2 separate regions of the Homo sapiens genome follow, and region 1 is linked to region 2. Evidence: chromatin contacts called from ENCODE Hi-C or POLR2A ChIA-PET data. All regions are on one chromosome and are shown on one strand. The core of a region is the stretch at or near the end of the contact, and the rest is flanking DNA. Distances in the headings are between cores, read along the strand shown. Region 1 has its middle 62 kb from the start of WAPL-DT. Region 2 has its middle 210 kb from the start of CCSER2.

What was found. Hi-C counts contacts between places; a loop is a spot of excess contacts on that map. ChIA-PET counts read pairs that join two places held with the same protein, here RNA polymerase II (POLR2A). Pooled maps may share reads with other maps.
Region 1: a loop to region 2 is called in a map of CD8-positive, alpha-beta T cell, with 5 times the contacts of the local background. The contact joins two enhancer-like sites. A Hi-C loop is called at or near these places in 2 of 168 maps with a recorded cell type or tissue (CD8-positive, alpha-beta T cell and endothelial cell of umbilical vein) and 9 of 50 pooled maps. POLR2A ChIA-PET finds 5 or more read pairs at or near these places in 1 of 52 experiments (IMR-90).

Annotation. Positions count from the first base shown.
Region 1 is chr10:86,580,665-86,587,487 of GRCh38, reverse strand. No RefSeq gene overlaps it. Among named protein-coding and RNA genes, the nearest start is that of WAPL-DT, 62 kb to the right of the region's middle. RefSeq lists enhancers at 1,956-2,015, 2,257-2,758. Within about 2 kb of position 2,132, at least 5 of the 41 ENCODE cell types and tissues checked have a DNase peak (open chromatin) inside an H3K27ac peak, as active enhancers do.
Region 2 is chr10:84,534,864-84,542,281 of GRCh38, reverse strand. No RefSeq gene overlaps it. Among named protein-coding and RNA genes, the nearest start is that of CCSER2, 210 kb to the right of the region's middle. RefSeq lists enhancers at 4,573-5,277, 6,530-7,029. Within about 2 kb of position 2,066, at least 2 of the 41 ENCODE cell types and tissues checked have a DNase peak (open chromatin) inside an H3K27ac peak, as active enhancers do.

The DNA of each region.
Region 1 (6,823 bases), core at 883-3,382, 2.0 Mb before region 2:
TGTATTTTTAGTAGAGACAGGGTTTCACCACGTTGGTCAGGCTGGTCTCGAACTCCTGACCTCAGGTGATATGCCTGCCTCGGCTTCCCGAAGTGCTGGGATTACAGGCAAGAGCCACAGCGCCCGGCCTATTTTTAGTTATTTATTTATTTTTGAGACAGAGTTTCCCTCTTGTCACCCAGGCTGGAGTGCCGTGGTGCGATCTCGGCTCACTGCAACCTCTGCCTCCCAGGTTCAGGTGATTCTCCGGCCTCAGCCTCCAAAGTAGCTGGGATTACAGGCGCCCATCATCAAGCCCGGCTAATTTTTTGTATTTTTAGTAGAGACGGGGTTTTGCCATGTTGGGCAAGCTGGTCTCAAACTCCTGACCTCAGGTGATCCTCCCGCCTTGACCTCCCAAAGTGCTGGGATTACAGACATGAGCCATCGTCCCCAGCCTCTTCTCGAGATTTAAACCAAGGCTCCTACTGCAACACTCTCTCACTCCAGCTTTTGTGCATCTCTGAGAGAACTGGCTGAGCTTTGTATTTGGTTGTTATTTTTATTAAAATCCTAGATTTATTGAATGTTTCTTTTTATCTTTAAAAGCCTCCCAGCCCCATTTGATATTCTGGCATTCCTCCCGGAGAGCTGGGCCGCCCTCCTCCCCAGGTGAAGAATCACTCCATTTACTCATCTTTGAAGTCACTTCCCTCGCTATTGGGAGCAATGCCACACATTTGTTGGCTGGACACAGGATGCAAATGCTGAAAGCTCACTTTGTGTCCCTGCCACTCTCCCCGCCCACTGTCCATCTCCTCTAGTGTGTAGTGGTGGCCCTATCCCCTTTTGGCACAGCTGGGGCCCCCTTTCTGTTCTCCATCTGAATCCAGGCCTGAGGCATCTCTGCTCCCTGGCATCACCCTGTAATAGACACATCCTTCCTAGGAACACAGGATCCTCTCCTCCCTTCCCCATGCCCCAGGGCTGCTCCTCTGCTCCCAGGCCAACTGCACTCCTTCTCTGGAACACAGCTCTTATCTATCTCCCAGAACAAGGAAGTTTCATCCTGTAACTAAGTCTTGCCAATCCGAGGAAAAGGCTTGAGGGTAGGAATGGTTCAGAGAAGAAAAACTAGGCCATCCTCTGAGATCAGGAGTCCTGAGGTCCCAGGAGGATCAGAGCAGCCTTGTAACAGTCTAGTGCAACTCCTTTGACTTACTAATGGGGAAACTGAGGCCCAGAAAAGGGTGGGACATGCCCACGGCCACACAGTGAGAAAGTGTCAGGCAGGACTGGGATGGAGGTCTTCTCATGCCAGACCCTATGTGCTTCACCCTGACTCCCTCTGCTAAGACCCAATCAAAGGCTGGCTGTTCCTATGCATTGCATAGATGCAGTACTTTTAAGTTTTTGCCACAGACCAGCCTGTGAGGATAAAATGGATCAGACATGCCCCTTGCCTCCAGCAGTGTTGTTCTCTAAGGAATAATAATACAAACTAGGACTGGGCGGGGTGGCTCATGCCTGTAATCCCAGAACTTTGGGAGTCCGAGGTGAGAGGATTGCTTGAGCCCAGGAGTTCAAGACCAGCCTGGGCAACATAGGGATACCTCTGTCTCTACAAAAAAAAAGGACAGGGAGAGAAACCGCATGAGCCTCAAGCAGATACCGCAATACATGGAGCCCACAAAGGCACTGGCTGTGTTTCTCTGCCATTTCAACCCCATTTGGACCTTAGTTGTGGCATGCAGGAGGGCCCTGCCAGGACGGTGACCCCTTACTCGCCTTCAACCCCTGCTGTAAGTAGCCCCCAGCAGGGTGTGGGGCAGAAGAGCCCTCCCCGGAGAGCTCAGTACTGCAATTCTGCCACTGGGTGGCACTGTGGTGCCTCAGGAGGGGGACCACGCCTAAAGGAAACTGCCCAGAGAAGGGGTGGCACGGGAAAAGCGTCACTTGGGCCCTCCTGTGCTGGGCAAGTTGCTTTCCATCTAGGGTTACAAAGAGGTACATGAAATAGGTCCTGCCTTCCAGGAGCCCACAGTGGAACAGTCACATGGACAACAAATTAATTGTTCCAATAATAGATGTAATTAGTTGCTCCAATAGAAGCACAAGAACAACCGGTTCCCGCTGAGGGGCCCGGGGAGGAGGCAGCAATTGAGTCTTGATGTTAGAGTGCTCAGCAGGCCATTCTAGTTCAGGCTGTCTCTCACAGTGCAGGCTCTCAGGGCACTGCGCACTTGGTTTGGGTGGGAGGTAGGGGTGGGGTGTGCCCAGGGAGGTTTGGCCCAGTCCATAGGACAGCGACCTGTAGGGAGCTGGGGGCTGGAAGCCTCTGTCAGCCACCTTCCCCAGCCAGCAGCAGGCTGAGCCTCTGAGGCCAGGGCCTTTGGTGTGGCTATCCTGGGTTGCTCTGTCTCCATTAAAGCACTTAGCTAAGGGACATGGAGGAGAGACACTGGTGTTAGGACAACCAGAACACTGGGAAGTCTTCCAGTGCCAAAGAAAGACAACTGGCCTCCTGTCCTCTTGCTGTGCCTTCTGGCCTCAAGTCCACATGACCTTGGCCTGGGTACGGCAGCCCTCAGGGCTCAGTGACTACATCTGTAAAAAGGGTCTTCTGTCTAAACAAATATATTGAGAAATGAAAAAGTTTAAAGGACCTCTTTTGACTGACCTGAAGGCACACCCTGTGTCCTGCAGGTGTGGGGGACACCTGGGAGAGAAGGACTCTCCTCTGCCGGCTTCAGGTTGTGGCTGGGCCCAGTGGAAAGCCAGAATACATCTCTGTCCTTGGAACACAATTCATCCTCCACAGCTTCTGTAAAATCTGATGGGCTGAGCTTTGCAGCAGGGAAGTGATTTAATACCTAGTAGATACATTTTCATTAAATTTTTGAAGATGGAGCAAAGCCTCTAGTTTTCAAATTTTCTGTGCAGAAGTTAACCCATTATGGTGTTGAAACCCACATCCGCACCGTAAAACTAAAATCTTCTTCTCAAAACAAAGCACAATATATCACCCTGTAATAGACACATCCTTCCTAGGAACACAGGATCCTCTCCTCCCTTCCCCGTGCCCCAGGGCTGCTCCTCTGCTCCCAGGGCTGCTCCTCTGCTCCCAGGCCAACTGCACTCCTTCTCTGGAACACAGCTCTTATCTATCTCCCAGAACAAGGAAGTTTCATCCTGTAACTAAGTCAATCCAACTAAGGAGATGGATTGACTGAGGTTTGCAACTAGGGGCTTCAAGCTTGCCCAGGAGATGAGCAAAGGGTTGGCCGGACCGTTGCTCGCACACCCATCACCAGTAGGGTGCACCTCTTTTCTCCTCCCAGGTCCTCACTGGTGAGGCTGCAAGCCAGGGCTGGGTGTGGCATTTCAAGCAGATACTCTGCACCTCCTTTTGTCATTTACAAGTGATGCTGGTGACAGGTGATTGGGTGTTTGGAAGGCACACAGGGTCTCATGGATCTGAGGGTTTGCTACAGACGGGGAAACTCCTCACATTCCCTCCACCAGTGTCCCACCCCAGAGCTAGGCTTGCCCACCATGGCTGGGGATCCAGGTTACCTTTTAGAGGGATTGCTCCCCTCCAGCCGACCGCCACTCCAGAGGAGGCCTGAGGGGCTTTCCTCCCACCTATATTTAAATAGCACGCACAACCTTTCCATTGAAATCGTGCACAAACTGGAGCTTTCCAAAGACACTTTTATTTACACATTTTACTGCTAAACAACAGAAATTTTATGTAATTATGTATTTGAATACTGATGAGAGGAGGGAAGGAGGATGGCCAGAGGGGAGCTGATGGGGATTAAGGGAGATAAAGATAAAGCCCTTTCTGTCCCCTGCCTTTGCCCCAACTACTTCTTTTTTCTTTTCTTTTCTATATAATTTTTCTAATTTTTTTCTAATTTTTTTACTAAATAAAAAATTAGTACTCCAATGGAAAAATGAGCAAAAGATGTGAAAAATACAATTCACAAAGACTAAGAATGCCCACTGTTAGTGAGGTGAAACTGGCCCTCACCTTCTGTGACTGGACAAGTACTTTTATACGATCTTTCAATTGACGGTAGTTTCAAAATTCTTGAATGTGCATACTCTTTAATCAAGCAATTCTACATCTTGAAATTTACCCTGTAGAAACATCTGCACAACTAACCAAAAATAAATATGCCAGAATGTTCCTTGTATTATTATTTATTATATAGGCTAATTGAAAAATCATAAAAGTTCATCAACAGTAGACTGGTTAAACTATGGTGTAACCAATCATACGATGAAATCATATTTTTTTTTTTTTTTTTTGAGTCAGAGTCTCACTCTGTCGCCCAGGCTGGAGTGCAGTGGCACGATCTTGGCTAGCTGCAACCTCCACCTCCCGGGTTCAAGCAATTCTCCTGCCTCAGCCTTCCAAGTAGCTGGGACCACAGGCACATGCCACCACACCTGGCTGGTTTTTTTGTTTTTTGTTTTTTTTTGTAGAGACGAGGTTTCACTATGTTGGCCAGGCTGGTCTCGAACTCCCGACCTCAGGTGATCCACCGCCTTGGCCTCCCAAAGTGCTGGGATTACAGGCATGAGCCACCACGCCCGGTCATATGTAGTTATTAAAAGTATAAGGTACATGCATATCCTTCAATGTATGCCAATATGCCCTCAGTCTATTGTCAAATAACAAAAAAAAAGCAGATTAAAAATTGTTATGTGGCATGGCGTGGTGGCTCATGCCTGTAATCCCAGCACTTTGGGAGGCTGAGGTGGTTGGATCATCTGAGGTTGGGAGTTCGAGACCAGCCTGACCAACATGGAGAAACCCTGTCTCTATTAAAACAACAACAACAACAAAAAAATCAGCCGGGTGTGGTGGCACACACCTGTAGTCCCAGCTACTCGGGAGGCTGAGGCAGGAGAATTGCTTGAACCCAGGAGGCAGAGGTTGCAGTGAGCCAAGGTCATGCTATTGCATTTGCACTCCAGCCTGGGCAACAAGAGTGAAACTCCATCTCAAAAAAAAAAAAAAAAAAATTATTATGTTCCCTATGGCCCAGATGGCTCACACCTGTAATCCGAGCACTTTGGAAGCCTGGGGCAGGTGGATCACCTGAGGTCAGGAGTTTGAGACCAGCCTGGCCAACATGGTGAAACCCTATCTCTACTAAAAATACAAAAAATTAGCCAGGCATGGTGGCACATGCCTGTAATCCCAGCTACGTGGGAGGCTGAGGCAGGAGAATTGCTTGAATTTGGGAGGCGGAGGTTGCAGTGATCTGAGATCGTGCCATTGCACACCAGCCTGGGCAACAAGAGTGAAACTCCATCCCCCACCCCCCAAAAAACAAAACTATTATGTTTATATGTAAAAATATAAATTTGTATATATACTGAACATCTGGAAAGTTACATTAAACATTTAGACGTGGCTAGCTTTGGGGTGCATTTAGAATTTTCTACTTTCTACAGCTCTGGATTTTAAAAATACCATTTATGGCCAGGTGTGGTGCCTCATGCCTGTAATCCCAACACTTTGGGAGGCCGAGGTGGGCGGATCACTTGAGGTCAGGAGTTCAAGACCAGCCTGGCTAACATGGTGAAACCCCGTCTCTTCTAAAAATACAAGAATTAGCTGGGCATGGTGGTGCACACCTGTAGTCCCAGCTACTGGGGGTAGGCGGGTGAGGCAGGAGAATTGCTTGAATCTGGGAGGTGGAGGTTGCAGTGAGCCGAGATCATGCCACTGCACTCCAGCCTCAGCAACAGAGCAAGACTCCGTCTAAAAACAAACAAAACCCCATTTACAATATAACTTCTTGTTACCAGTAAAAATAATAGAATTTTCTCCCATTTGGGGAGAAAATAAACATTCCAACACTTGAGTGCCTATATCTTTGAACGTCTTTTGAGTCACGTGCCCCTCCCCAGGTCAGGGAGGAGGCCAGCCATATCATTTCAGCCTCACAGATAGGCACCTTGAACCTCTGTGAGTAGAGGGAGGTTGGCCAGGATCACACAGACAGAAATGCACACTCAGACCTCTTCAACTAGATGTTTCCAGAGGATTTTTGCTTTTGTTTTGTTTTGCTTTTTCTGGAAATCATACTCTCCACCCTGAGGATCTTTGGGCACAGCCACTTTGGTATCTGTATTTTCTTGTAGCAGATGCTGTTGGTATCCTGCCTGCACCCTCTTAACCTTTACCATTTCATTGCTTGCTGGCTTGACTTCCAAATGCCAGAACTTGCATCGAATTGCCTGAGAGCATTCTCTCTTCTTCAAAACAGGCCAGAAGTGGCTGGGCATGGTGGCTCATGCTTATAATCCCAGCACTTTGGGAGGCTGAGGTGGGCAGATCACCTGAGGTCAGGAGTTCAAGCCCAGCCTGGTCAACATGGTGAAACCCTGTCTCCACTAAAAATACAAAAAATTAGCCAGGCGTGGTGGTGCACACCTGTAATCCCAGCTACTCGGGAGGCTGAGGCAGGAGAATCACTTGAACCTGGGAGTTGGAGGTTGCAGTGAGCCAAGATCGCACCATTGCACTCAAGCCTGGGTGACAGCAAGACTCTGCCTCAAAAAAGCAAAACAACAACAACAACAACTAAAAAAAAAAAAACAAAACAAAAACATAGGCCAAGAGTGACAGACAATTAATGCCTCCTGGCAGCATCCCTTTACTTAATCACTGGCAGGAGCTGGTTTATAAATATCCCAGCTTCCTCTCTCTTCAGGTGCAATAGCACTGAAGCAGTGTTTCACACTGGCTTCCAGGGCTCCATAGGGGAACAGAGCTCCAGCTGCCCACAGTGGTAACTTGCTTCATGACAAACTCTTCGTT
Region 2 (7,418 bases), core at 817-3,316:
ATTTGCCTGAACTCTGACTGAAGATAGTGTCCTCCCCTGCCTACACACATACACCACACACACACACACACACACACACACACACACACACAAGCATATACACCATACACACCATACAAGCTCTTAGGAAGACAGCTCTGTGGCTTGCACAATTTTCAAAATATCATTGTCTCAATGATATCATTTGTATCATGGAATTGGGCTATGAGTCATTCAGGCCTGACTGAGAAAAGGACATTGGTCAGTCAGCTTTGCTGGACAACCTCCACAAGCTCTCAGTGGCATATGACAATAAGCACTAATTCCCATGCTTGTAAGTGTGGCCCACTGAAGACAACTGGATGCTTGTCAAGGCTGGGCTCAGCAGGTCGGCTCTGCTTCGGGCAGTGGGACTGCAGGGCTCGGCTTCCCACTGCAGGTTGGGCTCAGGCCTGCTCTATGTGTGCTTATTATGGGATCCAGGATGAAAGGGCAGCAGCTACCAGGAGGAAACGCTTCTCATTTAGGTTCAATCAGTGAAGTGCGGGGATGCAAAGCCAATCTCTCAAGCACATTGAAAGCCTCTGCTAACCCTATGACTGCTAATATTCCATTGGCCAAAGTCATCTGCCCAAACCCAAAGTCAAGGACCTGGAAGCATGCTCTGCACAGCCTGAGGCCATGGTGAGGGTGAGTGTGGGATCCTATTCCCCCTATGCCCATCCAGATGTGCAGCCTGCCTGGGGGTGCTGAGTGGTGTTTGGGGACCATGGCCTGTGGGAAGGAGGCCAAGCCCTTCTGCCTGAGCAGGGCAGCAGAGATTCCGCGCTCTGTCGGCCAATGCCCAACTAAAGACAGGAAATTCGAGGTGAGTGACACCCAGAGGTTCGGAGAGGAAATGACACCTGGAAAGCCTGGCCCTTAAGTCCAGCCTTTGCCCTGAGGGGTGGGAGCCCATAGGCCTTCCAGCTGGGTCCCCGCAGGAGAGGCCTGGAGAATGGAGGGGAGAGCACTTCGTTGTCATCTGGATCTGCCTGCAGCCCCGGTCACCTGGCTGAATCTGGGCAGGGCCAGGCCAGGCCCACCTTGGACAGGTGCCCTGCACCGCGTGGACAGGACCGAGGCTCGGGAATCCTTGCTTCCCACGGCAAATTTTCCCTCTGGAAAACGGGAGAGACAGAAACGTGTTGCACGGAAGCACCGGGAACGCGGCGCGCCCACGCTTCTGGCCCTGGCTGGGGGCGCCGTCGGGAGACCCATCCCTCATTCCGAGGGAGCCCCCCAGGACCCCCCCGCACCGCGCCCTCCCTCTCCCCTGCGCTTGAGAAGGACTTGGTGCCTCCAGGTCGCGGGAATCTTCATCACTTCTGCAGCACTGGAGGAGGGCGCCGTTTCCACCCCTCACCATAGGCTGTAGCCGCAGGCCAGGACGCTCAGCTGGCCCCGCTGGGGCGTCCTGGCAGACAAAGTCGTCAAGAGGATTTCCAAGCGCAGCGAAGTTGCCCCTCAGATGATCAGGCAGGGTCGGGGGACCCGGCCCTGGGATCCCGCGGCCCGTTAGCTAGCCTGACTCAGCCCCGGTGAGGCGGATCCGGAGCGGGAGCCGGGCGCACTCGTGTGGCCATGCCTGGGAACGCAGGTCCGGGAAATGGGCCGCCGGGAGCTCAGGACCAGCTGCCAAGACCCCAGGGAAAGAAACATCATCTGGAGGAAGGAGGCGAAGGGAGGGAGGCCCCGGGAGCCCCTTGACAGGCCTCATTCACGCTCTGCATGTTGGAAGGCCCTTGACAGAACTGAATCTTTTATGATGGCCAGAGATGCATCCCCTTTGAAAGGAGGGCTGCCAGGTAGCACAGCCCTGCATCCTGTTCCCCAAGTTTCCCTTTCCCCTGGGGACTCACTGAGCACCTAGTCACCCCACGGCTTTGCTCTCCCTTGGGAGCTCTAGCCTGAGTCCGGTGTGAGGCTCCTCCAAGGCTGCCCTGAAGATTTGGAGGCAGCCTAAGAGACATAGCCCAGGGTAACAGGAAACAAGACAGTAACAGACAACTAAGCCCTGTGGAATCCATTCATTCCACAGGAGGTGGGGCGTGACCACCATGAGCTAGCCACCCTGGAAGGCTCTGAAGCTGTGTCCTTTGCACGCTACAGGAGGCTTTTGAATTCGACCACCAAAATTCAGACTTACCAAAGGGCAAACCCCACAGTGAGTCCTCTGCTCAGCAGGGGGCTTCTGGGTTCCTTCCCTGCTTTAAGCCCAGAAAGAGACCTCACATACTTCTGGCTCCCCAGCCCTATGCACCTCTGACGTGAGAACTCACATTTAATGGGGAGTTACTGTGTGGGAGGCACACACTCCCTTCTGATCATTTGGGTGGGCACTGGTCCTACCCAGTTTCATTCAAGAATTGGAGTGTGACTGATGTGGTTTGGCCATGTCACCACCCAAATTTCATCCTGAATTCTCAGTTATTGTGGGAGAGACCTGGTGGGAGGTAACTGAATCATGGGGGCAGGTCTTTCCCGTGCTGTTCTTGTGATAGTGAATAAGTCTCGTGAGATCTGATGGTTTGAAAAACAGAGTCTCCCTGCACAAGCTCTCTTCTCTTGTCTGCCACCATGTGAGACCTGCCTTTCACCTCCTGCCATGATTGTGAGGCCTCCCCAGCCATGTGGAACTGTAAATCCATTAAATCTCTTTCTTTTGTAAATTGCCCAGTCTCAGGTATCTCTTTATCAGCAGCATGAAAACGGACTCATACAGTGACCTTAGATGTGCTAAGAGTAAACTGGAAATTTTGAAGAAGTTCATCCAGGCAGATTGCCTTCACATTTTGGCCAGCTGCCTGGGAGCTTGATGCCATCTTTTGGATTTAGCCCAAGATTCTCAAACTTGTGATCAGTTATACTCCAAGGAATCCATAAAGGAATTTTGCTTTATTTAGTCATTTCATGGAGCATGGCGCACTGGGATATGTTGACAGTCATTTGATGTGATTGTGAGTTTGTTATTGATATAATTAGTGCAGCCAGAGAAAAGCAGCTAAAACTTCTGGGAAATTGACTCGTAATATTGTAACACATAATATAGGGGAAAAAGCAGAACCACAATAATGATTGGGGACTTGTGGTTCCTGTGCGCTTGAAGATGTGTGTGCTTGGGATTTTGATAATTTACAAAGCTTTATGCCCTCATCTCTCTGCTTTCCAGCCTTTTTAAGATCTGAAAGGAAATTTGCAAATTGGCTTCTGAAAACTATAACTGATACATCAGCAAATCAGAGCTGGCCTTGGTGAGTGAAGTCCAAATGCTGGGGCCCAGACCTGGACCCCAGTGATGGAAGGAGCACTGTATACCTGGAGACCAAAGAATCCTTTTCAAAAGAGACACCCACTTCAGGTGCAGGGGTGGCTCATTCTACTTCTGAGAAACAAACTTGCCTTCCCCCTGCCCCTCCTTTCCCATTGTTGACAACACCCCCACCCCAATCCCTGGCCTGCTGACACAGAGAACGTGTCCCAACTGGCAGAGCAAAGTTGTTTGGAGCCACTGAACACTTTAGCCAAATTCTTCAACTCTAAGCTAGCCTGCATCTAGAAGACAAAGACAACTGTTCTCCCATAATAACACAAAAGGTTCTTAGGGTTTTGGGGCATTACCCGTGGTGACCAGAGTGCCTAGTCCACCTCTCTGGAGCCAGGAAGAGAGAGAAATACTCTCTCTAGAGTATTTCTTCTATCTCTAGACGTGAAAGAAATACAGTGCCAGCCACATACTCAATTTTAAATTTTTTAAAAGTCCCATTTTATAATGTGAAAAGAAATAAGTAAAATTAATAACTTATTTTTTATTAATCCAGCATGAAATAATTTATTTCAAGATGTAATGAGTATAACAATTATTAATGAGATATTTTTCCTTTTTTATATGAAATCTGCTGTGGATTTTATATTTCCAGGGCATCTCAGTTCAGACCAGCTGCAATTTAAGTGCTCAGGAGCCACATGTAACCTGTGACTGCCTTATTGGACAGCGCAGGTCTAGAGTACATCTCTGGAGCTCATGGAACAACAGAGCACTGTCACTGCCACCACCCAAAGTCCAAACCAAGGGGCCAGGCCCTCAGCGCTGCCTTCGAAACATAACTGAACCAAAACTACCACAAATGTGGGTGGTGCCTGGGCCCGAAAGACCTAGTGGATAGCATTTGCTGAAAGCCTTCATGGGTCATTCTCATCCCAGGAATGACTGCTTGGGGAAAGGCTGAGCCAGGGCCCCTATATAAACAAGCATACTTGTTCCATCGGGACCCTTGGTTGGCTTTTCCAGGTAAATGAATGTCCACAGGAGGGCACCTACAACATCTTTAGTGCCATTGTTGTTGAATTAAAAATGAAGTCCAAGGCTGGTCTTGTGATGGATTAATCGACTTTTTATTGTGCAATAAGCAATGGAACACACATTTCCTTCTTAGCCTTGGCTGCCAGGAAACTCAGAGCCAAGTAGGTTCTCAGTTAAAAACTATTGCCTCAGCTATTCCTCCATTATGATATGGTTGTTTTCCTTTCACTTTTATTTTAATACTTTGAGGATTTGACAGGGTTTCCATCTTCTGAAACTTCAAGCAACTGTAAATCATTTTTAGAAATGGGCGGGGTACGTATAAGGAAGGTTTCAGATTTTACCACTAGATGGCAGCATTGTACAATAGACTACCGCCTTCAGCCTCCCGCCGGCCCTCCCCACTATCGCTCCGGCCTATTCCACTCCTTTAATAGCTCTATGACTTGGGCCATTGACTTTTAACACTCTGAGCCTCTCCTCTGTTTTATCATGTGAAAAAGGAAATGCTATTGTGAAAACGAACTGAGATGAAATATAGCTGGAGATGTAGTAGTAGCCTTGTGATTAAGTGCATGGATTCTGATGCAGATGACCTGGTTTCAAATTCTATTTCGCCATTTAATAGCTGTAAGTGCAGGCAAGGTATCTAACTTCAAGCCTTAGTTTCTCCTCTGTAAAATAGTGAGGCTAGTGCCTGCTTCTTAGGAATGTTGCAAGAATTTGAGGGCAGGATATAAAGCGCTTAGAACAATGCCTGGCCACACAGAACATCAAGGGTTAGAAGCTACCATCATTATCATCATCAACACATAAAGCACCCAGCACAGCACATGGAGTCATGCTTCTAGACCCCAGTGTGACACTCTTGTGCCTGTTGGTCTACGAGATGTTGGAAATGAGGCCTCCGCATGGGCTCTTCTTTGTGCCAAGGTGGGAGAACTGACTTCTGGCCCTGCTGCTCTTTGGGGTCAGAAACTGGATGGGGAGGGAGGGATGTGGTAGGTGCACTGGGAAGAAAGATGTCTGGGAGCAGCTTGTGCTGTGGGGAAGGCTTGTGGGAAGTGGGCTGGAGAGGTGAACAAATCTCTTTACGAATGTCATTGTGCAGTGTATTTGGATCCCGTCACCATTTTTGACAAAGCAAGTAAAGAGTTGACACTATTGTGAACTTTTGGCTCCCGGACTGTGTTTTAGTTTTTCCACTGCACCCTCCGTCAACACTAAACAAGAGTGGTCCTTCATTTATAATGGTTGCATTTATAAAGCACTCAACAAACATTAACTATTATTGTTGAGTGTCAGAGAACACTCAATAAACATCATGTATTATTATGCGACCAGGCTTCTGCATTCCACACCCACGTGGGTGTAATAACGCTGGGTTTTCTCCAGCGCAGTCTCCACCTGCAGGACCATAGAAACCCCCAAACTCCCTGTTGTTTCCTTTGAAACTCGCTGTATTTTCTGTTTCCAAGAACAAAAATGATTTTGTTGAATTTAATTTTCAAGTTTATATTACAGCAAAAGAAACTCAGATTTGGAAAACAAAATTAAAATTATAGTATTGAATATTCTTTCTTTAAACTCCACCCCCTCAGATATTCTAAATAACCCTCTGAAGGCAGCTTAACCTTCCCTGAAGCTCCTTGGTTCCATGAGAAGTGATTCCCCCTCAACCTCCCTCTCTAAATCTCTTCCTGTGTTAAAAAATCAATATTAGACATGAGGCCTTGCCTCAGTTTGGGGAGCATATATCTAAACACCACAGGCCCTACAGTCTGGCATACTCAGCTTCCCAAACCCTCTGTGCTATATTCCTAAGATTCCCACTGCTTCACTCACTGATAAGGAATAATGTAAGACTAACTTTATTAAAACAATTTGGGGTCACCATGTGGCGCCCAGACAGTCATCTCTTGCTACACAGTGTGTTTGGAGGAATAAGGTAGGAATCAGATGCAAAATCTTCAGTGGGGCTCTCAGAACTAGGGATCCCAAATTAGAGGGTCCAGAGACCTGGGGCCATGCCCCATGGCCACATGGGCCTGTGATGGACATCTGACAGTGAGCACAGGCTTTGCCTTCCCACCCCCACAAAGTTGGAAGGCAGCTGTGGCTCATTGCTGCTATCCTCCTGGGCCACCAAAGGTCACAGCATAGGTCTATGGCCACGGGGAGTCAATCTCTCTTGGGGGTTCCAGCTTCAGCAGCATCAGCCTTGAGAGAAAAGGGGGCTGTGCAATCAGGCAAGTACAAGGTGGGGAACAAAGGCATCCACACTGGGAAAGGAAAAGTAATACTGTCTACTGTAGATGACAAGCTCCTGTGTGCAGAAGATCCCAAGGAACCCATAAAAGCACTATCAGAACTAATACAAAGATCTATTAGTCTGCTTTAATCCTGCTGATAGAGATATACCAAAGACTGGGTAATTTATAAAGGAAAAGAAGTTTAATGGACTCACAGTTTCATGTGGCTGGGGTGGCCTCACAATCATGGTGGAAGATGAAAGGCATTTCTTTTTTTTTTTTTTTTCTTTTTTTTTTGAGACGGAGTCTCGCTCTGTCGCCCAGGCTGGAGTGCAGTGCCGCGATCTCGGCTCACTGCAAGCTCCGCCTCCCGGGTTCACGCCATTCTCCTGCCTCAGCCTCCTGAGCAGCTGGGACTACAGGCGCCCGCCACCACACCTGGCTGATTTTTTATATTTTTTAGTAGAGACGGGGTTTCACCATGTTAGCCAGGATGGTCTCGATTTCCTGACTTAGTGATCCACCCGCCTCAGCCTCCCAAAGTGCTGGGATTATAGGCGTGAGCCACCACGCTCGGCCGAAAGGCATTTCTTATGTGGAGGCAGGCAAGAGAGAGAATGAGCAGGGGAACTCCCTTTTTTAAAACCGTCAGATCTCGTGAGACTTATTCACTACAAAAACAGCAGCACAGGAAATACCCACCCCCATGATTCAATTACCTCCCACTGGGTCCTTCCCATAACATGTGGTAATTACGGGAGCTACAATTCAAACTGAGATTTGGGTGAGGATACAGCCTAACCATATTATTCCACCCCTAACCTCTCCCAAATCTCATGTCCTCA